3 separate regions of the Homo sapiens genome follow, and all the other regions are linked to region 3. A link is a loop called in an ENCODE intact Hi-C map of the cell type or tissue named here. Cell type or tissue: OCI-LY7. All regions are shown on one strand. Each heading gives the region's core, and the rest is flanking DNA. Links, peaks and the distances in the headings are about the cores only.

Region 1 (8,303 bases), core at 89-8,088, 260 kb after region 3:
GCTGTGACAAATATTCCTCTTAATTCCCCATGCAACCGTGCTTCCAAACGTCAAAAATCAAACCTTTTTATACAACCTTGTTGAACCCTAATCTCCTAATTTACTCCAGTGTCATGAAGAACCAGTATTGTGCTGGATCGCTGTAACATAGGAATATCGCACAGACTTATGTATAATGAGTATCATCTAGAAATCATGAAATCCCTCTTAGGGCATTTCATTCTTGAAACTGTGTTTTGTGGCCAGGCGCGGTGGCTCACGCCTGTAATCCCAGCTCTCAGGGAGGCAAGAGGCAGGAGGATAGCTTGAGCCCAGGAGTTCGAGACCTGCCTGGGCAATATAGCGAGGCCCCGTTCTCCAGAAAATGGAAAAAAAAAAAAAAAGATAAAACTGTGTTTTGTTTGTTTTCCTTTTCAGTGTTTCGTCTGCAAATCAAATCTATCACTCTTGTTTCTCTTTTAAAGCAATGTGAAAAATCAAGTGTCCTGCTTATTGACATTGTTAAGATAGAATTGCAGTGTTCTGGGGGTATAGGTCATCAAACTTTGAGCATATATGTGCTGAAAGTTGGTGTGCCCTGGAGTGTGCCAGGCAATTTTCCTTCAGTCTGTGCTGTAACTGGTAGTTTCTGCAGTTTTAGGTGTGGAAGAAGATTGCAAGTAGCAATCTGAAAAATCCGCCTTATCTACTTCAAAAGAAGGGGGCAATGACTTAGCATTGTTCCCAGCCTGCTCTGTGTCATCAAAGGCACATGTTTGAAAGACTGGTTGTCTGGCTGGGCACGGTGGTTCACGCCTGTAATCATAGCACTTTGGGAGGCCGAGGGGGGTGGATTACCTGAGGTCGGGAGTTTAAGACCAGCCTGGCCAACATGGTGAAACTCTGTCTCTACTAAAAATATGAAAAATTAGCCAAGTGCAATGGCATGCGCCTGTAATCCCAGCTACTCTGGAGGCTGAGGCAGGAGAATCACTTGAACCTGGGAGGCGAACATTGCGGTGAGCCAAGATCATGCCACTGCACTCCAGACTGAGCTACAGAGCGAGACTTCATCTCAAAAAAAAAAAAAAAAAAAAAAAAAAAGACTGGTTCTCCATTCCTGTGGTAGGCAATGTACCCCACAAAATATCACTGCCCAATCAAAGGCCTATATAAAAGTACTAACTGATCCTAAAAGAAACAGAAAATAACAGGCACTCTTCCTATGTTTCTTCATTTATCTACCTTTGTGGACATCTGCTGAAAATTGTGTATCCACCATAACTCTTACTCAGTTACAATCATAGTATAACCATTGTATTAGGACCTGAGATAGATGCAAAAATAAATATGATGCAGTCCTTGGCCTTGAAGATTTTACAGTGTGGTAGGGAAATATGGATATAGAGATTTACATGCAAAGAAGTCCTTGAATTGGATAGATTCATGTGGAAACACAGAAAAAAGAGTAACTAATTCTTCCTAAAGTGAGTGTTTGGGTAGTGAAAGAAAATTAGGAAAGGCCTCATAGGAATGAGATTTGACCTTGGCTCTGAATAATAAAAAGCATTCAAGTCATAGAAAACACCAAATGTAAGGCTGAGAGTAGAAATAAGGATGATGTCTCTAGCAAATGGAAAGTTTGGAGGACTTAAAGGAGAAAAGTGTGGAAATAAGTCAGGAGATGAGACTGAAAGTGGAAGTTTGAAAACTTTTCTTAAAGGGTATCATATATTGGGCTGAGAAGTTTAGACTTAAGGACTTATCTTATCATATGCTAGATGGAGTGGAGAGAAGACAGGCTGCAGGCATAGTGACCATTAGAACACATTTAGGAAAACTTAGGAGGAGAGATAGCAGGGCAGCAACCTTGGGCACTGGCCTTCAGTAGAAGTGATAACCTCAAAGGCCTCTAGGGCTCTGCAGGTATCTTGAATAATTAAAGGGCTGAGTATAAGGCAACAGAAAGTCGTGGGACCTACAGTGGCAGAAAGACTAGGTGCGCCAAAGCACTCAAATTCAATAAAAAAAGTAACAACGACAACATCTTTGTTGAACAAATAGAGCTCATCTGGGGATCAGATTTGTTCTGCAGATGTCAGTTTGCCACTCCTTGATCAATATAGAATGATCTGTTTACTCTCTTTTTGGTACCCTTTCAGAAGAGACAGCATTCCTGATCTTCTCTGGTGAACTATGCTGGTGTTCGGTCACTCTGAAAGTCAAAGACTTTGGTACTTTCTCAACTTCTGCTTCTTTAGTTCAAATTCACTTCCTTTTTTTCTACCTTCAGTGTGGCCACAGATCATTTGGTTCCCCGCCTACCCATTCTTAGAGTCTTTCATATTTTTTACCTTCCAACTCAAAGTACATTTTGTTTAAAATCAATACATGAAATTATAGTAATAACCACAACCAAGATTTGCATAACACTTCATGCTTAAGATGCATTTTCATCCCCTTTTTTTGAGGTAGATAAGGCAAATTTTTCAGATTAAAAAAAACCCAGACTTCATTTAAATGGCATATGCAAGTCATACAGCTGGAAGATGGCAGTGGAACTTTGGTCTCTCTCACTAAGTCAGTTTGCTCTTTTCTTGACCTCATCGTGCCTCCCATGGCCTCTTTGCAAGTTGGATGACTCATCTGCATATTTGTTCTGTCTAAGTACAGAGAAGAAGAATACTGGTTCAGAACTTAGAAAACAATGGCATTTTAATAAAAATGACACTTTGGACCTTAAAAACATTAAATTAATCTTTTCTTTAAACCCACAATTTTGTTGACAGTGTGCTAAAATGATGAATATTTAAAAGTTTAATTTTTTTTCTTAATATGGAAAATTTATTCCACTGACTACTTTTAAAACTCTTTAACTTTGAACTCAGTCATTTGTTTATCCATCAAATCTTCATTATCAGATATTGTGCTAGAAATACAAAAAGGAATAAAACATGGTTTCTGGCAGCAACTCAAGCTCCAGGTCATTTCTGATTGCCTCCATGCTGGACCCAAGAACTGACTATCTTCTGAAGGCTTTTCCCCTAATACCCCTCTGAAAGGATTTGTACAAATATATCAATATTTTTGATGGGACCATCTCAAGTTTTACTCAACTATAAGCAAAACTGGCAAGCATATAGCATTCTTTGGACAATAGGTAAACAGAAAAATCATGTTGCCTACAAATGTATTTTTAAACCAAAAAAATGTGGGGGATGAGGGTGATGATCCAACTCAGAGAACAGCCATTTTCAGTAGACTGTTTTGAAAAAACAACTGATTTGTCTTCTTGTTAAGATTCAAGAGAGAATTGCATTTATGTAACTTGAATAAACATCTAAAATAATTAAGGATTGCCTGAATTTGAAAATCATGACTGCCAAATTTAAAACAGAGATGGAAGCAGCCAATAGAAGAAAATCAGTTAGTGAAGTACAAAAGAATTTGCAAAACTCTCCCAGAACACAGAAGAAATGGGTAAAAGATTGAGGTGATGAGTGAGATTTAAAAATATGGGGAAAAGATCACGGAGATTCAATCAAGGAATATAGAATTCCCAAAAGAGACAACTGAATTGTTGGGCCAGAAACAAAGATCAAAGTGTTAAGATAAGAAAAGATCCAGAGAAACTCAGTGTAAACATCTGGACATTGAAGGTGTGAATAACATTCCCATTCACGTTGTTTTGTCATAACAAAACAATGACAATGCTCAATCATTAACAGAATGTAAAAATCCTAGACATTTTCACCACCCTGTCCCCCTACTCCTGCCCCCGCCCCCGGCCCGCAACGCACACAAAATAAAACCAACAACAACCCACCAAGTTATCTACTGTGTCTGTTAGGATTCCTGCAGGAAACAGCAACCACCTCTGATGGTTTCATGAAGAGACTTTAATAAAGGCACTACTTACCGAAAGGATTAAAAGAGCAAACAGGAAGGTGAGGCACCCAGAGACTAGCAACAACCTGTTGATGTCTCTTGGGCTAAAGAAACAAGAAGAGGAAGTAAAGTTAGCAGAGCAGGGGCCCTGTATGTGTTCTAAAATCACAAAGGGACACAGCTGCTGTTAAGAGATTCTGCACTGGGCTAGGGGAAATGGGGAAAAGGTAAGTTCTGACCTCTCTCTCCCCTCCTGCCCTCTGATCACCTGCTGGTACTTTCCATTGCCTGAACCCAGCCCGGAGCCAGCAGGCAAGGGGGCCAACAGAGGCAGAAAACAGCTGTGAGCCTTTTAGTGGTCACAGCAAGGTAGAGAAACATTGAATGGATTTGGAGGGCTGGGTGAGGACTTGAATAAGGAGTATATTTATCAAGGATCAAATAACTAGTTCAATTGAGAAATACTCAGTTAGCTTTGGAAAAAAAAATACTATAGTACACGGATTCCATATTCAAAAATACTGTAGTACATTAATTTGTTGTTCATGTGTGAATGAAGTAAAAAAATAGTCAAGGATAAGCAAGGACTTAGGGAAACTTCTAGATGATTCAATGAGTGTAAGACAAACTCAATCTCTGCTCTCTGAGCTTATATTCATGTTAAAATTAATTTGTAATGAACAGTGTCATGTGCTGGGAGGAAAAACTTCTCCTCTCCCAACTCAGGTCCTACTGGTTGGGGGCCTGTGAATTAAGTGACAATAAACAGATTAATAGGAGAAAAATATATTAGGCATGCAGGAGTACCTTATATAGAGAGTAGCTCCCAGAACAGTTAGAGTCTCTTAGACTATTAGTCTAGTAAGACAGTCTATTAGTCTCTAATAAGAAGGGCAGAAGTTAGAGTTTCAAAGGTTGAAAGGTTCTGATGGGGCTCATTCACACCATTTTTTTGGATTGTCCTGTTGTGCAAGGCCACTACCTTCTTGAATGGACACCTCCCCAAAGGGGCTTCAGGGGCAGCTGACTCTCATAAAACACTGTCAGATGAAGGAAATTCAAAGATTTCTTTCTGAATCTTCTGCAGCTCAGATGTCTTTACTTTGAAGTATCTCCATACCAGTTTGATGGGCTGTTGGTCTCTTCACATGGTAAGGAAAGTGGAAGCACAGGGTGCTACAGGTATACCTTGGAAGGGAAGAACCTGGTTCAGCATGATTAGGGAGAGCTTGGAAGGAAGTGGGGTCTTAGTTGAGACTGAAGGGTGAGTAGATGTTAATCAGGCACAGCACCTCAGGAGAAATCCAGGAAGAGGGATCAGTAATATGTACCATGTACCATCAGGTTGGCACCCAGTAGGTATTGAGCAACCATGATACGAGAGTTAATTAAAATAACCTAACAACTAAAAGTCTTAAGAAAATGTTCACAGGGAACTGATGTTATATATACATTTAGGAAGTATATACTGATCGTCCATTAAGGAGCTGGCACTGGGACACAAAAACAAGTAAAATGTATTCAGACCCATGCTTTTGACTGGGCAGTCCCAGAGGGAAGCAGGTAGAGACTTAGAGAATTAAATAAGCCCTTGATGAGAACTGTATTCAAAGCACCATAGGGAAGTGTGGTTGCTATGATGCATCCTATCTCCCCACTTGTCTGCTGAAAAGAGCTTTGATTTGATGTGCTGCACTTGACCCCTGGATCATCTCCTTTCCTCCTCAGAACTTTGCTGTTATGTTTGGGGATATTCAAAGTGTCACTAATAAACTTAATATTAATGCCTTTATCATCCTTGTCAATGAGAACCATAGAGGAGAAAAGATTTCTTATCCATTGCTAGGTTCATAGCTGAGGCTTCTATAACAAAAGACAGATATAGATTAATAGGAGAAAAGCATACAAACTTATTTAATATAAGTCTTGCATGACACAGTAGCCTTCAGAAATGAAGATCGAAAGAGTCAGAGAAACCTGTGTATTTTCATTCCTGAGTTTGATGAAGAAATGGATAGTTGTGGAAAAGTATGACTGGGTAAAAGAAGTATGGTCTAATGATGGTAAACCAGGAGGAGCTTAGCAAAGCTTGTTTGTTCTCTGGGTCTTCAGAGCTCACATGAAGGTCTTATGGCCTATTCAGGTGAAGGTCAGAAACTCCATTTCTAGAACTAATAGCCTGCTTCAGGGGAGAAGGGTGGGAGAAGGTCAGAGAGAGACGTTCCTGCTTCTGCAGTTTTCTCAAACACCAAGGTGCCATATTTGGGGATAGCATATCCTCAGCCCCATCAGAATCATATTCTCAAAGATCTGTCAGCCAGTTGGCAATACTATCTCTGTCTCCACTCTTCATTTCCTTTCATTTCTATGCTTTATCATGGTAAGAGAAATAGTGCAGCTAACTGTTTAGTTTCCCAGAAATTTGGAGGAAATTACTGAGGAAATATCTTGTCAAAAATCTCTTTTTAAATTTGTTTATTCAAATGAAGAAAGCATAGGGAATTCTTGAATAGTTCTACATTAAAAGGCATATCTTGTATTGACTAACAAAGATTTTCTCCTTGACAAAATTTTAATAAGGCTCCTCTGAGCCCTCTGCTTGACTAGACCCACCTTGGGCTTCTGTCTCCATCCTTGCGGTAGAGTCCAGTTTGGGCAAGAATCCTGTCAAGTCGATTTACACAGAGTCTTCCACCCTCCATATCTAATCAAATTACCTGTACCCATCCCCCACCATGTCCCAGGTGACATCTAATCACCCTGGCCTGCCTTCAGAAGAATCTTGTTATGTCAGTTTAGTGAAGAATTACCCTACTGATATGGTTTGGCCCTGTGTCCCCACCCAAATCTCATCTCAGATTGTAATCCCCATAATTCCCATGTGTCGAGGGAGGGGCTTGGAGGGAGGTGATTTGATCATGGGGATGGTACCCCCATGCTGTTCTCCTGATAGTGAGTTCTCACAAGATCCAGTGGTTTTATAAGCGTTTGGCAGTTCCTCCTTCATGTCCTCTCTCTCTTGCCACCATATAAGATGTGCCTGCTTTCCCCCCCACCATGATTATGTTTTCTGAGGCTTCCATGTGGAACTGTGAGCCAATTAAACCTTTTTGCTTTGTAAATTACCCAGTCCCAGGCAGTTCTTCACAGCAGTGTGAAAACAGATTAATATAACTACCCTTTTAGTGAGGTTCCATCCGTGGAACCCCCCAACTCTGCTCATTGGCTGTAAATTCCCACTTTTCCTGGCTGTATTTGGAACAAGCCCAATTTCTCTCCTCTACTGCAAAACCCCATTGAAGGAATCCTGAGTAAAGTCTGCCTTACTGTTCTTAACAAAAGTGTGAGAATAATTTTTTTTTAACATGACACACATTTCAGTAATCATTATCCTTAATAATTCTTTAAGGGACATACAAAGAAAAAAAGTAGCACAAAAAAGGGAAATAACCACAAAATGTGCTTGGTAATAAGGTACATATAGCCTAAAATGAGATCATCAATAATTAGAATTGTTCAAAGTTACTTCTCCTCTGGAAAAATAAGATTTTTATATTTATAGTTAAATGTGTAATTAAGTATTCTATGCATGTCATGTATAAAGGTATATTTATGCAATGTAATTTTAATCAGCTTTCTATATTATTTATCAATAAAAATAAGAAAAAACCAAGAGTGCTTTGGACTTTAATATGCAGAATCTTAACTCTCACATCCTGTCACTTTTGTGGGAAAAAGTAAATGGTTGGATAAGAAATATGCTGATTGAACTTATTTTCAAGTTATGAAAATAATGTGATTCTTGGTAGCTATGAAAACAGAGTAGTCTCTAATGAAATATATGCATGAAGGGAGCTATTAAGTCACACTTTATCTTCTTTATCTGAGTTTGTGATAAAATGTTCCCCACTGCTTAAAAAAAGCTGCAGTGAATTGAAGAGCTAAACTCTCTCCATCAAGGGACTAATGATTCTCCTGTTAAAATGTAAATGGAGCGGCCTTGAGTGGTTTAAAGCTTGCTAGGAAAGACTGTGGAATTGTCATTATCCTGTCATTACTGTGGCTCCCCACAGGAGCAATTGTAAAGGGGAAGGAGGGTTGAACTGAACTTCTAAGTGCCAGGGACACTTCTTGTAGCATTGAGGCAGTTAAGAGAAGAGCCTGGTATTCCAGAGATGGCAAGTGAGGAAGCAAGCACAGGAAAGCGTTTTAGAAGGTGATATATTAATAGTTTGGATATTTGTCCCCACTCAAGTCTCATGCTGAAATGCAATTCCCAGTGTTGCAGGTGGGACCTGGTGGGAGGTGTTTGGATCAAGGGAGTGGATTTCTTATGAATGGTTTAGCACCATTTCCTTGGTGCTGGCCTCCAGATAGTGAGTTCTTGTAAGACTTGGTCATTTAAAAGTGTGCGGCTCCCCACTGCCCCACTCTCT
Region 2 (8,303 bases), core at 226-8,225, 690 kb after region 3:
GTTGGTAACAGTACCTGCCTGCATAGAGTGGTTATGTTTAGGACAGTCTTGGTAGTTGGTGAATAATCAATAATGGTTATACTGCTATTATGGTGAATATGGGAGATTTTCAAAGTACTGTCTTTAACACAGGAATCATGGTTAGACCTGGAAAGGCTTTTAAATAATCTAGCCCAGTGTGACAGATGGGATTTGCCACTTTATAGATGGAACAAAATGGCAGGGGTGGATGGGGGTGTGTGTGTGGGAGGATCTAGACAGAACAGAGCCAACAGGAGGCAGAGCCTGGACTTGTGTGAGTCTAGTCCAGAGTTTTCTCCACCACATGTGTCCTCCCACTTGGGAGTATTTGCTTCTTGGCTTCCAAGGTTATTTTTTTGGCCAGGAAAAACTATATGCAGAGTTCAAAATGGTGGTATTATTTAAACATTTAAAGATGGCAAATTCCATACTATAAAAATGCAATGCAAAAAAAAATTTGGTAGTTCACGACTTCATCATTTCAGAATATTTATTGCTATTGCTGAGTATTCTAAAAAATTTAAATGCATTAAAAATAATGTAACAGAATATCTACTCATACAGTAGACTGCTAAGATTAGATGAAGAGAAATAATATAAACATCATATAAAGATGTGCTTTCTCCCATTCCTCTCCACTTCAAAAATAAAAGGTTCAAACTACACCCCCCTGTGTCAATCAAATTTCTCAGTTTCTCAGAAAGAAAAATAGAGGCTTTCCAAGTCTTTATGCTAATCTCTACAAAGCCAGATGGATTACACTGGGTGTGGCTGACAGCAGTAGGATGTGATGCCAGCAATAGAAGGGACACAAGAGTATCACCAGTAAAACAAAGTAGATACACTTATGCTAATTTAAATCAGTAGTTTTATTACAATACGCACTGACACACAATTGGAAAAGGAATGTCCTGACATTTTCTGAGCATTTCACGGAAAGCAAATGTAACCATCCACGCAGTAGAGTCATCCACACCTTTTCCTAACAAAAAGCAAAAGCTTTCACATGTGATAACTGAAGAAAGCAAAGTTTTCTTATTCTTGTCTAAAAAACTTCAGTCTCAGAAAATAGTTATTGAAGTGAGCTGAGAAGGAGCACATTTCCTTCACAATGTCCAAAATCCTGCCTCTAGATTATCCCCCTGACCTTCTAAATGACTTTTATAATACTGCAGATGGTATTATGTTCAGGGGCTAAATGGGATCTACTTATAAGGCCAACTACTCTATGTCACTATAATTGAAAGGAAAGAATAAATTAAGAAAATTAAGTCCTGCTAAAATGCACAAAGACTTGAAGAAAATATCTGGGTGTATTAAAAGTGAGATGCTCTTTTCACGTAACTCATTTGAAAGGTTACAATTACCATAAACATTTTAACTCCATTAAAGATCATTGGCAAAAGCTTGCTTTCGTATCTGCAAAAGGGCTCTGCCTTTCCACAGGCTCGGAGGGAAAGCAGCACACCGTGGAAGAGTCACTCGTCCTGGGGAAGCAGGCATCAGACTATTTGAAGTTGCATAGGCATTTTTTTTTTAATCCATTTTGTAAAAGATACTATGGAACCTTGAGAATTTTCCCTCCTTCAATAGTCATTGTGGCATCAGTTGTTTTAATCCCTTTAGCGCCCAAATGTGCAAAAACACTCTAGTAAAAAACGTTACAATGGCGTTTTGGATAAATTCACTATACATTACATGACTTGGGAACAACGAAGAAAAAAGCCCAAGCTTGACTCAACTATTTCATATAGAAAAGCACTGCAGGAGAAAACTTTGTTTAAAAACATTAAAACTCAGGTGAATATAAATACATTTTTGGTTCATCTGTGCTATGTCCATATAGAAATCCCGTCAGATATTCAGTCTACCGGGTAATTCAGTTGGATTTCGTGTCTGACTGAATCAGTAGAAGAATATACACTTGCATATACTTACACAGATATGCATTTACATATACAATTCAGACCATGAAAATTTGTTTTAAATACATTTACTTAAAACATGTACCTCTAAAAATAAATACACTAGCCTCCATTTAGCTAATTCTCAGAGTTCTTTCACAAACCAATTAGAACAGTTTATCAACAATGGCAGACAATCAATTAGCCGCCCTTTAAATCCATTATCTATCAGTAAACATTTTAAAATTCAGATGTATAACAGAAATAACATCCGCAGAATAGAATGTAGATAGAATTCTCGCTTTGAAAATAAATGTCTTGATTTCCTTGATATTTAGTTCCTACAGATGTCTACACTTTGCCTCTGCATTTATCTAGCAGTGGGAGAGCATTTTCTGGTGACAGCATTCTATTCCATGACATTACCTTCTAATCAAAGAAGTTAGCTGGCATTCCCTTTGCTGTTTTGTTCGAGAGAAGGAACACAACATCGTTTGTATTTGATATCACTCCCATAGATCACAGTGAGTTGTGTGTTTTAACGTAATTTACAATGTGCTGATACCACTGAGGTAAAGCAGAAGTAGCCCTGGCATTTAAAAAAAGAAGTCTCCCAGGAGAACAACACATAAAGGACCTGGTGGTGTATGTCCAAGTTCCATGAAGTAACTCAAAACCACTGCCAGAATGGACACACTGGATATCTGATATCATAGTCGAAACAATACAAACAGATGAAAATACTCAAAATACTTCCTTTAGAAACAATGCAATTCACAAAAATGGAGCTTTACTTTTTTCTTTTACATTTCCAAAAAACTTGTTAAAATGATATAAACCAGACCAAGTTGTTTAATATAGTACAACTTAACAACCCTGTCATTTGTTTTTGAATACAGGGATCTCAGAAATGTAGGAAATCCATGGTAAATGATAGCAAGAATGTTTAATGCCATTGCCTGGATTTTTTAAAAGGAAAATTTGCTACAGTTGTAACACAACTTCTAAAAAATACTGTTTTATGGGCTCACAGTTTCCAGATTGTTAACTTTATAAATTAAATGTGAAGCTACCCATATATAAACAAGGCCTCTTTTTCATTGATTTCCATCTTGTTTAAACCTTTGGATATTTCAATCTTCAGATTCCACAAGGTAAGGCTGAGTTTATCAGATAAATAAGATGTTTAAGTCCACGATGTATTGCAGCACTGAGGAAACGAATGCATCAAGTATTTACAGGCTGGCTACGATAACTTTCTTTTTTTAAAAAAAATTCAAATGTGTATCAACATCAAGCCACAGTCGTTTTTCAATTTCTCTGGCTACAAAAATGGGCAACAGCGTTTTTTCCTCATTCCTCTTTCTTCTTAACCCTCAAGTCACAGGCAGGTCTTAGGTTAAAGGGCGTGGTCTTTTGGGAGGTGGTGGTGGCATGAGCTCCGTGTCAGGGTCCAGATGATGTTTTCGCTTCTGTCCTTGAGAAGCTGCAGTACATCTGTCGATGAACTCAAACAGCATCTCCTTGGTGACAGGGTTTGAGATGCTGTTACACACAGCTGTGGACAAAGGGAGACAGGTCTCATGTGAGGGTTAATTAAGGCAGCTGACTCACCACAGGCTTATGAGAAAGGTTTTCATCCCAATATACTAAATACTTTCCATTTTACCCATTTGAGTGATGTGCTTCACATTGAACTATCTCCTCCCTACCCTACACCCAAAATATGTGCTTGTCTAATGGCTACTCTTTACTGCAGTATTAATTTTAAACCAAAACTTTAAATGTTTGGGCTATAAGCATGTCTTCCCCACGGTTTTCTATCCCTCCCAAACCAGTTTTTATGGGATTTTAATCTAACACAACACATTGCACCATAGTCTGTATTCAACTAAAACTTCTACAGAAAACGTGCACTATAGTCCTTCAATCTTTCTCTCAGAAAGAAGTCTACTCTACGAAACATAAAACATGGCACCAGCCACCATTCCTGTTGAATAGGTGGTTTCATTGTAGCTAGCAGACCATATTATCTTCTCTTATCAAAATTTAGTGCCAGTCCTTTTCATTTTATTTACCTATTTGGTCTTAGAAGAAAAGACATTGGCTTAATCATCCTGACTTTTGAAATTAACTCATCTTGTCTGAACATGGATGCTAGTTCCAATGAGAACTCCTAAATGTACAACAGTAACTTTTAAACTGCAAAGCTGAAATTGGCAATTTCAATATTTTCTCATTAGCTTATCATATCATCATCATCATCCTCCTCATCAACTGCACATTCTAAAAGTAAAGTTTGATTAACCTGTTATCTTGGTTTTTACCTTTTTTCAACTCCACTAAAAATGCAATCCAGAACAACAACTGCTACTGGTAGTGGTATACCTTATAAACTTCAATTAATTTGTGTTGTTCCCCATGAAAGAAACTTACTATTCTGAATTCCCAAAGCATTCATATTGTACCCAAAGAACACTCTGAAGAATAGCATAGCAGATTTTGTCTTTTTAAATGGTTTTCGTTTACTTTGTTCTCCATTGTTTATAAAGCTATTTTAAGAGCTGGAAATTACATTTTCCCCTGATAATTTTGTCTTTTACCATCTGGCAAACAATGGTTTTTATAGTTTTGAATAGATCTGAAATTATCATGGTTTCTGTTGTTGTTGTTGTTCAATAAATTCAACTTGTATACAGCCCAGTATCCTGCCCTTTAAACTTCTCTTTTGGGTGCATGGGCACAAGATCACCAGTTTAGAGAGTAGAACCTACAAGCCAACTGGAGCCAAACAGAATACAGACTTGACGTATCTTTCCCATCAAACAAGGATGAAGTCCAAATGACTATGCCCCATTAAGCAAAACAACAAAGGCAGCACACTTTGGGTCTAACACCTTAATTTTTGTTTTAAATATAATAAGCACTGGTAAGTTGTCATACTCACCCATGGCAGTGTTGTAGGCATTAGGAAAACTTTTGTCTGTTCTCTGTCTCATGAAGACCCAGCTGTTGTTCTCAAATTTGCATTCTATAATTTTGTTGTCATACTGTTTCAGCTCTTTTGTCACCTGTTTTGAAAGAGAATTGAGGAAAATATTTAAATAACTTGAAAGGCTTTTTGCTTCTACTATGTGACAGGCACATTAGGAAATGATAAAAATACCTCAGTAACTCTTCATGCAGAGAGCTCTTTGTCATCTGAAGTATCTAATCAAGCTTAAGGTATGGTGTGCACTCCCTTGTACACATGCTCACTTATCCGACATTTTATAAATAATTGTGAAAATGGCTGTCAATATATAGCAATTAAAAGAAGCTAGGCAGAAACCAGCCATGCTGGGCCAAATGCAAATATGTTACCATGGGGACCAATACCTTCAATATTGTCTGTGTCTCTACGGCTTTCAGAAATTGAGTATACTGCCTAGGTTTCATCAACTTTCAGAAAGGTCTAACCATCTAAATTCCTATGTTAAAATCTAAGAAATGCCGTGTACTAGTTAAATGAAAAAGTTACATATCAATAGTGAATACTAGGATCAAATTCAGGCAATGTACATCCTAAATATTTTGCTTTCCAAGCAGTGACAATTAACCAACAATCTAATCTTCAGGAAACTTAGCCTTTCCATCCCCAAACTAGTACAAATTTACAGATGAAGCTATTTGTGACATTAGTTGATGGGTTTTTTGGCTTCTTCACCTCAGATGACTGAATATGGATACTCTATCAAAGCTAACAAGTATCCATGGTAACTACGAACCTTTTAAAAGATATTTCACTGGGCTGTGAGAATGGTTTTCATAAATAGGAACCTAAGCTTATCTTTGTAGTTTTCAAATCAAATGCCAGTCATGGTAATATTTTAATTCTGTCCTCATCTTTCATGGCTAACAACTTTTCCTCACAATATGGTAGACTGCAATCATTTAACTTCATTAGCATTATCTGAAACATTCTCATTTTTCTACCCACATATTCACTACCACCTAGGAATATGACGAGAAGTAAGTTTTTAAAAGATGCTTTCAATTCGCAGATTAGGCAGCACATGTCTTCATAAAAACTTTCAAACTATATTCCTTTCCCTTTACATTTGATTGTACCATCTGCATTTTCAACAAATCCAACAGGTGCAATACACTCAGTGGTTTTGGAACTAGACATGCCCAAAAAAGTGATATTCCAAGTAGCAAACTTGCCAAATTTATCCTCAAATATTCATTATTTTAGTCTCAATTCTCTTGCCTTGCTTTCTAGGGACCCATTCTTTTATTTTGGAAACACTGTGTATATGCAAGTATTGGACAACTCATTCAGTTAGGTAAACACAGTTTTGCTATACCACATGTAAGGTCTAACAGAAATAAGTTTCTAAACCTTTCAGTGTCTATTTCCTAATTTCTAAAATGGGGAACAAGTTCCTAATTTACTGGGTCACTGAAAGAATAATAATTGAAAGTGCCTGGGACATAGAACAATCAGTAAAATTGTTAACCAAATATAAAATTAGGCAATGAAACATTGCTTTTTAAAATCTGTGGTAAAAAAACATTGAATTTTCCATCTTAACCATTTTTAAGTGTACAGTTCAGCAATGCTAAGTGTATGTCTAGAACTTTTCCATCTTGCAACACTGAAATGCTATACTCCCTAAACACTAATTGCCCCCCTTCCCCTCTACCCAGACCTTGATAACTGCCTTTCTACTTTCTGTTTCTATGATTTTGACTACTTTAGATACTTCATACGAGTATTAACAGAATCACACACTATTTGTCCTTTTGTGATTGGCTTGTTTCACTTAGCATAATGTCCTTGAGGTTTATTCATGTTGTAGCATGTGACAGAAATTCTTTCTTTTTAAAGGTAGAATAATATTCCACTGTATGTATACACCACATTTTCTTTAGCCATTCATCTGTCAATGGACACGTGGGCTGCTTCTACCTCTTGGCTATTTTGGATAATGTTGCAAAGAACGTGGGTGTGAAAATATCTCTTTGAGATCCGGTTTTAAATTATTTTGGCTATACACCCAGAGGCAGTATCACTGGATCATAATTTTATTTTTAATCTTTTGAGGACCCCTTTGTTTTCCATAATGGCTGCATCAATTTACATTCTCACTAACAGTATGCAAGGGTTCCAATGTCACATCCTTAACACCTGTTAGTTTTTGTTCCTTTTTTTTTTAAAAAAAATTGACGCCCATTGTTTACTGTGCTCTAATTTAAACTTTTTGTTCTTTCATAGTGGCCATCCTGATGGTGTCAGGTGCTATCTCATTGTGGTCTTGATTTGCATTTCACTAATGACTGAGAATCTTTCCATGTGCTTATTGGCTGTATACTTTCTTCAGTATACTTTCTTCAGTATACAAGAAACTTTGTCAATTTTTTTAATTGGGTTGTTTATTGTTGTTGAGATGTAGGAGTTCCTTATATATTCTGGACATTAACTTCTTATCAGATGTACAATTTGCAATTATTTTCTCCCATTCTGTAGGCTGCCTTTTCACACTGCTGATTGATTCCTTTGATGTACATAAGTTTTTAACTTTGATGTAGTCCTCTTTGTCTATTTTTTATTTTGTTGCCTATGATTTTGGTGTTGCACACAAGAAATCATTGCCTAATCCAATGTCCTAAAGATTTGTCCTGGCCGGGCACAGTGGCTCACGCCTGTAATCCCAGCACTTTGGGAGGCCGAGGTGGGCAGATCATGAGGTCAGATCGAGACCATCCTGGCTAACACAGTGAAACCCTGTCTCTACTAAAAATACAAAAAGATTAGCCGGGCGTGGTGGCAGGTGCCTGCAGTCCCAGCTACTCGGGAGGCTGAGGCAGGATAATGGCATGAACCTGGGAGGCGGAGCTTGCAGTGAGCTGAGATCGTGCCACTGCACTCCAGCCTGGGCAAGAGAGGGAGACTCCATCTCCAAAAAAAAGATTTCTCCTATGTTATCTTTTACAAGTTTAATAGTTTAAGGTCTTATGTTTTGGTCTTTATTTTTGTGTTAATTTTTGTATATGGTGTAAGGTAGGGGTTCAACTTCATTCTTTTGCATGTGGATATTGCTTTCCCAACACTGTTAGTTGAAGATATTGATTGTCCCTTCCCATTGTGTAGTATTGGCGCCCTTGTGGCAAATCATTTGGCCATATATGCAATGATTTATTTCTGGGCTCTCTATTCTGCTCCATTGATTTGTATCTCTATCTTTATGCCAGTAATTAAGTATGCCATCTAAATTAGATGCTTTGAAGTATGTTTTGAAATCAGGAAGTGTGAGGCCTCCAACTTTGTTCTTTCTCAAGATTGTTTTGGCCTTTTGGGGTCTATTGAGATTCTGTATGAATTTTAAGATAGTT
Region 3 (8,303 bases), core at 143-8,142:
CTGAATCCACATTTTAACAGTTTCTCACCTCTCTATCTGGATTAGAAAAAACCGACATCATCGTAACCAATGTTAATCATTCTTTCACATTCCAAAGTGCTGACATTTGCTTCTTGGTTATAATCCTCAATTTGGAGTTTGGCTCCTTGCTTTGTCTCAGGTTCCCATGGGCCTTACAATAATGCTTATCATTTGCATAGCACTTTTAAAGCCCCTTTCAATTGTTAATTAATTAATTCATAAGATGTCCTTTCACAATCTCCACTTAATGCATAAATAAGCAAACTGGGCCAAACAGAGGTTAAATGACTAGGGCAGAACCATATGTGGATATGGCTAGTCCTTTCATTTATTTTTTTTAAATTTCCAGAAAGGAAGACACATTTTAATTCCAGGGCTCACCAAAATTTGCAATTTCTACATCACACTACACGGTCAGTTCATGAACTGGGGCAATCTGGGGAAATACTTGCTTTGGTATAGTGTTAGGTGTTCAAGTGGAAATGAGAAGTCCTGGGTGACTTCCTAAGATCATGGAACCCTCTCTGATCTACAGGCTCAGGCCAAGCCTTAGAATAGGATGAGCTCTCCAACTTTGTTTTAAGGATAAGCTATTTTTTGATGTTTTCTGAAATGTAAGAATGATTGCCCTGGAATGTCATATTGCTCTGGGTAGTAGAAATAAAAAACATAAAATGGGAAAGGCTTTTCTTACTAAATGCCTGAGAAAAGTGTGCTTTTTCTGGTCCTTGTCACACTTGGGATCTACTGGGCACCTTTAGCATCTGGTGTACTGCAAGACTTCAGTAAAGACCTGCTTAATTGGCTGTTACCCTGAGTTCAGAACAGCATCTAAGCTGGGAAGAACAGCTTCTGCTCTAGAGAAAGAATGAAGAAAAGATGGGAAACAGCTGGTTGAGAAGGTGTCTATCTGAGGGGAATAGGCGGGGGAGAAGAGGCAAGCCACCAGAGAGTAGTGATTACTTCTGAGATGGTCACTAGGTTTCCTGTACCCAAGTGCCATAAAAGCAATTAAATGGGATATTATCTCAGTTTCCTAGGGCTACTATAACAAATTACCACAAACGGGGGTTTCAAACAGCAGAAACTTATTCTTTCACAGTTCTGGAGGCAAGAAGTCCAAATTCAGCAGGGTTGGTTCTCTTTGGAGGCTCAGAGGGAGAATTCATTCCATGCCATTCTCCAAGCATCTCATGGGTGCCGGCCACCACTGGTGTTCCTTGGCTTGCACCTGTGTAACTGTAGTCTCTGCCTCCATCTTCTCATGGCCACCTTCTCCCCGCGTCTCTGTGTCTCAAATGTCCCTCTGCTTTCTCTTTCAAAGACATCAATCATTGGGTTTAGAACTCCCACTAAATCTAGGATGATCTCATCTCTCTTAACCTTAATTATATTTGCAAAGACCTTATTTTCAAATAAAGTCTTACTCACAGGTACCAGAGATTAGGACTTGGATATATCCTTTTGGACACACAATTCAACCCACTACAGATATCATTCTTCCAACCTCAGGTCTGAGGAGAAGCTGAAATAGTGACTGGGCAGTGCAAACTTGGGTTTCCAGATGGAGATGGCCAGCAAGTGTTTCTGGAGCCAGAGCTGACAAATGCATCCTTCTACCTCTCTTCATCCAGCTCAATGCTCAACTAGAGGGAGGAGTTGCTCTGCAGCCCCAAGAGTCCCCACCGTATCTGGTGTCTGTGGGAGAAAGTCTGCTTTCTGGATGGCAGAGACGACCTTCACGCCATGCACACCAGCAGGCAGACACTTCCCCTTCCTCCTGGCCCTGATCCTAATGATGATTCCTTAGGCATCTGGAAGAGAAGGGTAGCTCTATAATTCCTGGGTTCATGAACATTGTAAATGGGAGATTTCTCTGCTCATGGTAATACATGGGAGACAAGTCTGGGTACTCTAGCACTGTTTTTGTGCTGACCTGATCCTCCCGTTCTCTCCCCAAACACCCCAAATTTTCTCTTCGGGGGTCTCCACAATCTTCTCATCACCCAAGTTAGTAACCTGATGCATCATTGTGGATTTTCCCTCTGTCTCACCTGTTACATTGAATCAGCCCCTAGATCATATTGATTCTCCAACTTTCCATTTCCTAATCCAGCCTTTCCTTTTCTTCCTGATCAGCTCTTTTCTCTTTCAGCCCACCATCACCATCTCCTGAACTACTAACCTTAGCTGCTTTTCTGGTTTGTGTTCCTCCAGTTAATTCTTCCTTCCAATCTTATCTGCTACTCTGCTGTGATATTGATGCTTCTACCAATTTTTAGGTACCCTCTTACTTTAAATCTTCCACTGGCCTCCATGGCCGATAACACCCAAACTCTCTAGCAGGCCACAAATTTCTTCATGATCTGATTCCTGACAGAGGCAACTGGGCTGCTGGATCAGCTGTCAGTGGTGCAGACATGACTTCTGCTAAAACAACCTCTGGGTGCCACAATCCTGAGGTGGGTGCTCTGGTACACAGCAGAGCTCTCCACCCAGCCCAGTGCTTAACCAAATCCACACACCAAGATGCCTCCAACCAATCAGCAATACTCAAGAGAGTTTGCTTTTTAAATACAGGGTGTGGTCTCTTGGCTTTAAAAAACCTATCTTGTTTCTTCTTCTCCTGAAACCTCTTTTCCCAGAGCCTAGACTCTGTGCTGGATTGAGTTTCCTGCTTGGCAGTAAAAATCTTTTCCCCGAGTATTCAGTCATTGGCTCTGTAATATTTGCTTTAAACAAAAAATCTCTATTTATCTCTAAAGCCTCATATTTCCCCCATTTCCCCTAAAGTTCCCTGTGTTCTAACCATTCAAAACTTCTTAGAATTCTGTGAACAGTTGGCCAGGTGTGGTGGCTCACGCCTGTAATCCCAGCACTTTGGGAGGCCAAGGTTGGTAGATCACCTGAGGTCAGGAGTTGGAGACCAGTCTGATCAATATGATGAAACCCTGTCTCTACTAAAATACAAAAATTAGCCAGGCATGGTGGCATGCGCCTGTAATTCCAGCTTCTTGGGAGGCTGAAACAGGAGAATCCCTTGAACCCGGGAAGGGGAGGTTGCAGTGAGCCAAGATCATGCCATTGCACTCCAGCCTGGGCAACAAGAGCAAAACTCCATCTAAGAAAAAAAAAAAAATTCCCTGAACAGCCATGCTTTCATTCCTCCATGCACTGTTCATGATGTTTCCTCTTCTGAGAACACCAAATACCCCATGCACACCTGACTATCCTTCCAGCTTAAGTGTTAGGTCTGCTGATTCTCTTAGGCCTGGGAGCTCTTTTTTTGGCATTCCCATAGCAATCTAGTAAATGATAATAGAACTTAGCACACATATCCAACCCCAAAATGGAGCTTTTAAAACTGTGGGTCAACATCCCATTAGTGGGTGGTGAAGTCAATTTAAAAAGTAAAATAGAACATAAAGTATCAGAGTATATTGCCTATAGTAAGGGTCTGGTATGTGAACTTTTGCTGCTGCTGGTGTTGCTGCTGGGTGGTGTGTGTGTCTGTGTGTGTTTGGGGGGGGGGTTGTTACTATGGGTGATGGGCACTAGACCGTGAGATACTTTAGTGCCAGGATCTTGCCTCAATCATCTTTGTATGCCTGGGGCTCAGCCCAGCGTTGGCACAGAGTTGACAGCAAATGTTGAGTGAATGAAAGAATCAGTGCAAATGTGAGAATACTGTAAAAGGTCCTCAACATGTTCTCAGGAGGCCAACAAGGGTGACTGGCAAAACACTGAAGATTGCAAAACCCATTTGCTAACCCTGCCCATGTTTATAAATAATCAAAGCCAGAGGTTTGGAGTAAGTCAAGCCCATGTCTTCTGCAGGTATGGACTCAGATTCAGCTAATACTTAGCATCTACTTCTTTGCCACATGCTATCTTATTTAGTCTTACAAAAAAGCTGCAGTCATGACTTTCCTTTTTCAGTTCTGAAACCAAGGCACAGGGAGGGTTAAATGTTGCTTTAAGCAAGAACTGTGCTTGAATTTACATCTTTTATCAGTTAGGTGAGTGTTCTTTTATGTAGGGAGATGCACAAGTCAGGAGTGTGCCAGCTTCTGGGAGGCTGTGGAGGAGAGATGGGGAGGACCAGGGTAGCATAGGACCCATGCTTGGTGATAGCTCAAAGGAAACAGCCACACAGAGAAGAAAAACATTAGCATATATTTGTGACAAAGACTTGTAAGGCCTATGAAGAAGTGATTTGAGTAGGCATGTCAAAGGTCCATTAACCAAAAAGCAGAAGACACAGCTCTCTAAGTGTGACAGGAAGTATTTGTCATACAGTTGTACTGTCACGGATGGGAGCCACCAGCAGCTGTTGTGTGCTGTTTGCACATTAACCACACAATCGTGGAGATTGATTTGGGAGCCTAGTCCCTGCCCCACTCCCCTGTCAGCCTTCACCTGTCTGCTCCCTCCTCTCTCCTTCCTACCCCACTGTTCACTCACCCCTGCCCCCTGGCCCACCTCCTCTTCCATCTGGATGCCTCAGAGCAGATGTGGACACAGCCATATGTTCCATCACTCTGACTAATGCTGCTGTGCTTCTAGGTTGGCTCAAGTTGGATTGTGATTAGTGTTTACTGCTATTATCACTAGATCAGATAATGGTGATGGTTATTGATTTGCCTAGCACAAACCTCTTTGTTTATTAGGAGCCTTGTACATAATGAAGGGAACACACCGAAAGACAAACAAAAAATATTTGTATTTATTTATTGAAAATGGGCAGTGCAAGACTGTGTCCTTGGCTCTGTCCTGTTGAACATTTTCATTAGGGACTTGGATCAAGACTTAAGAGACCTGCTGATCAAATTTGCAGTTGGCACAAAGCGGGGCAGGACGGCTAATAGGCTAGATAAGAAGAGCAGATTTTAAAAAGATCTTGACAATTGGAACAAAAAGCCAAACCAACAGAAAAAAATTTAATAAGAAACTTAAGGTCTTGTACTTGGGTAAATAAAAATCTGCTTCAAAAGTATATAGGATAGGAGGAGAGACTTTTCTTTGTAGCAGTTCTAGGGAAAACAACTAAGGACTTTTAGTAGATGTCGGCTCTACCATGAGTTAACGAAGAAGGTGATGCAAATTAGGCTGCATGAATAGAGGCCCTGAACAGATCCCCACATCTGCAGGACTCCGAGTGTCTATCACATTGAAGATAAAAATACAAACATGTTATTGATTGATTGATGATTGATGGATTGAAAACAATTTTAAATTCTTCCTTAAAAATTATCAGAGGCCAGGCGTGATGGCTCACACTTGCAATCCCAGCACTTTGGGAGGCTGCAGTGAGTGGATTGCTTGAGCCCAGGGGTTTGAGACCAGCCTGGGCAACATGGTGAAACCCCATCTCTACAAAAAATACCAAAAAAATTTAGCCAGGTGTGATGGCACACCTATAGTCCCATCTACTTGGGAGGCTAAGATGGGAAGATTGCTTGGCCCCAGGAGGCTGAGGTTCTGCTAAGTTGAGATTGCTCCACTGCACTCCAGTCTGGGTGACAGAGTGAGACCCTGTCTCAAAAATAAATAAATAAATAAATAAATCAGAGTAACAAGAGTTAACTGCAGGTAATGAAACATTATAGGTATATTAAAAAAAATTCTTCCTTCTAACATCCCCCAAAACAGATAACACATGTTAACAACTTGGTGTGTATCCTTCTGTGCTGTTACTCATGCTGAGACAAACATATCAAAACAAACCCACAAGTATATAAGATTTTTGTTGGGATTTTTGGTTTTTCATAAAGTGGACAAACCCATTTTCTCCATCTTTCTTCACTTAAGGATACATCATTGACACCTCTCCAAAATTAATTTTAAAATGCTTAATGTTCCAGAAATATGGATGTGGTATCATTTATTCATCCCTTAATCAATGTCACATTTAAGAGGGATATGGGCAAATAGGGCAGGGGATGATGTTCCAGGGCAGGATGGCAGAAGTGGAGCCAGAAGCCATGACATAGAAAAAAGGACTGATGCAACCAGAGATGCTTAACTGGGAGAATAAAAGGTGGGTGGAAGAAGGGGAGGGTTGGTTGGGTTCATCAGTTAATATTGGAGCTTTGCTCAGACTGGGGTTGAACAGGTTAGTAATTCTATGGTTAGTGTTTGATTCCTTGTCAAGACAGGTCTAGGGAAGTGGGGAGGGTGAAGACTCTATTTCCTTCAGTGATTGGAGGGTTGTGCAAAACAGCAGCCTTTGGGGTTACCAAGCGTGGCCCACCCTATCCCCAGAGAGCTGGCGGGCTCTGTGGAACAACCTCCACAGTAAGCACATTATAAAAACATTAGGCGAAATAATAAAAATAATGACATTAAAAAGAAAAATTGTTGTAGAAACCAAACAAACCCAGACCTACAGCCGAGGCAGGCACCAGCCGGGATGTTGTTAGCATGCTTAGGAGAAATTTGATTTCGATGAATTTCGTTGTCAGTGTAACCAGGGCATGAATCACCCTCCTCCGCCCTTTCTCATCGTTCTAATACCAAGATTTAGAGAACATGGCATTAGAGAGATAAAGAGGTTCACAAACAGTATCAGCCAGGAGCCCCCCGGGCCCAAAAGCAGCACCAGGCTCAGCCAGGAGGCAGCTTTCTGCTGTTATGGGCCTATAAATCTGAAGGCATCTGAACCCCTGCGGGATCTGAAGCCATCAACTCTGAGACCAGAACTGTCACCTTTTCTGCTCCCAACCTCTTCCTCCCACCACAGTCCACCTGACCATGGGGTGAGAAATGAGGTTTCTCACTAGAAGCAAGTTCTGGCAGAGCAGGGGCCTGGCCACACCAGTGCTGTAGCAAGCAGCTTGCACTGGCTTCCAGGGTTTGCATCCGTGGTGACAAATGTACTCTCCTGAGGTGGCTAGGAAAAGCCACCTGTCCTGCCAGACACAGGGATGCAACGCCAGTGTAGGATCTGGAGGATCCCACATGCAGCATCGGGGCAGATGGTCACAGTCTGGTGACTGGGGAATCCCCAACGGCCCTGAAACCATGCTCTCAGTTTTATTTTTAGCTAATATGTACTTGATCCTTTCCCACGTGCCAGACATAGTGCCAGGTGCTTCCTGTGGATCATCTCCATCCGTGTTCCCAGCCCTCTGCTAGCTACTGGTGCACATACTTTACACATGAGGAGACTGAGGCTCAGGGAGATGAAGTTACCTGGCCCAAGTCACTCAGCTGGCCAGGAGTGGAGCCAGGGCTTGACCTGAGGTCTGCCCAACTCCAGCATTTATACCCTTTCCATTAAGAGTTGATGATGCCTCATGGCCATGAGAAGGGACTACGGGGAAAAGTGGGCTTTCCTAAAGCCTTTGCTTTCTCTCATCTGATTACAAATCCAACCAATTTCATGCGTTCCAATTCGAAGTGCTCAACCTACCCTCATTTATCTATAGTTCGTCACAGCCCTCAAGATTGCTTAGGGGATGGGGGACCTGTCTTAGTAATACCAGTGCTTCAGGCCGTTACCACTCACACAGGTGACAAAAACAGGGACTAGAAATTAGAATTAGAGAAATCCACAAAGCGCTGAGGTTGGCTGTCTTGTGGTGGCGTTTCTCAGATACCAGGGCCCACTGATTTATTTCCCTCAAGGAGAGGCAGTGAAAAACAGTGGTTAGGAAAATAGTCATGAAACATGGATTCTGGAGTTGAGTGATCTGGGTTTAAGTCCCAGTTCTGGCTGTGACTTTGGGCAAGTTACTTAACCTTGTATAAAACAGGAATAATAATAAGATTAAATGAGCTCTTGTATACAGAGTTGTCAGCTTAGTCCCTTGCACAAAGTAGGTATTCAGTACATACTATCCATTGTGGATAGTATGTTGTCCCCAGGTACAGCGGGGACACTGCAGAAGCACTGTCATTAAGGCATGCACTTGGAGTTGTTTTTCCTGTAGGGGGAACATGTTTTAGTCAACCAATATCTGTTCACAAATCTGGCGTCTTTTGGGGAATTGTTTGGGAACTGCCTGGCCTGGGTAAAGAGAGGCATTTCCAGAAGAATATAATTCCAGGCTCAAAGACAGCTGATTCACAGTACCGGTTCTGCCAGTCACCACTGGGTCCTTTGTGCAGTCACTCCATTCTCTGAGTTGTGACTGAAGGATTATGAGAGCCACCTTGGCTAGGTCATTGTCCACCTGAGATGAGGTCACAAATATAAAGCACCCAGAAGAGTGTTTGGCCCCCAGATGGTACATGGTGGTAATTGGTCCCCTTCTGCTGTGGCCTAACCACAACTTCCC

Evidence for each region. Peaks named below come from ENCODE experiments on the same cell type or tissue, not always from the same donor. Only the 100,000 strongest peaks of a DNase experiment are listed, where the experiment ranks them.
Region 1: a loop joins it to region 3, with 5 times the contacts of the local background. A loop is called at or near these places in 16 of 110 quality-filtered maps.
Region 2: it touches region 3 in a loop (11-fold over the local background); 2 of 110 quality-filtered maps call a loop at or near these places.

What each region holds. Positions count from the first base shown.
Region 1 is chr6:88,175,793-88,184,095 of GRCh38, forward strand. No RefSeq gene overlaps it. Among named protein-coding and RNA genes, the nearest start is that of CNR1, 14 kb to the left of the region's middle. RefSeq lists enhancers at 2,127-2,326, 7,601-8,164. In OCI-LY7, for the core only: CTCF peaks have their summits at 4,232 and 4,443; DNase peaks (open chromatin) are centred at 2,279, 2,559, 2,989, 4,089 and 1 weaker place; H3K4me3 peaks cover 4,141 bases; H3K27ac peaks cover 4,626 bases.
Region 2 is chr6:88,609,400-88,617,702 of GRCh38, forward strand. It overlaps RNGTT (RNA guanylyltransferase and 5'-phosphatase), which reads right to left. Exons shown (of 16, transcript NM_003800.5): 15 at 4,873-4,996; 16 at 498-3,483. The coding sequence ends at 3,320. Among named protein-coding and RNA genes, the nearest start is that of RNGTT, 350 kb to the right of the region's middle. In OCI-LY7, for the core only: no CTCF peak of the experiment used is centred there; DNase peaks (open chromatin) are centred at 2,552, 3,422, 5,162, 7,142 and 3 weaker places; H3K4me3 peaks cover 7,192 bases; H3K27ac peaks cover 8,000 bases.
Region 3 is chr6:87,918,732-87,927,034 of GRCh38, forward strand. No RefSeq gene overlaps it. Among named protein-coding and RNA genes, the nearest start is that of SPACA1, 120 kb to the right of the region's middle. RefSeq lists enhancers at 6,515-7,604, 6,790-6,979. In OCI-LY7, for the core only: no CTCF peak of the experiment used is centred there; DNase peaks (open chromatin) are centred at 2,540, 4,340, 6,820, 7,080 and 10 weaker places; H3K4me3 peaks cover 5,267 bases; H3K27ac peaks cover 8,000 bases.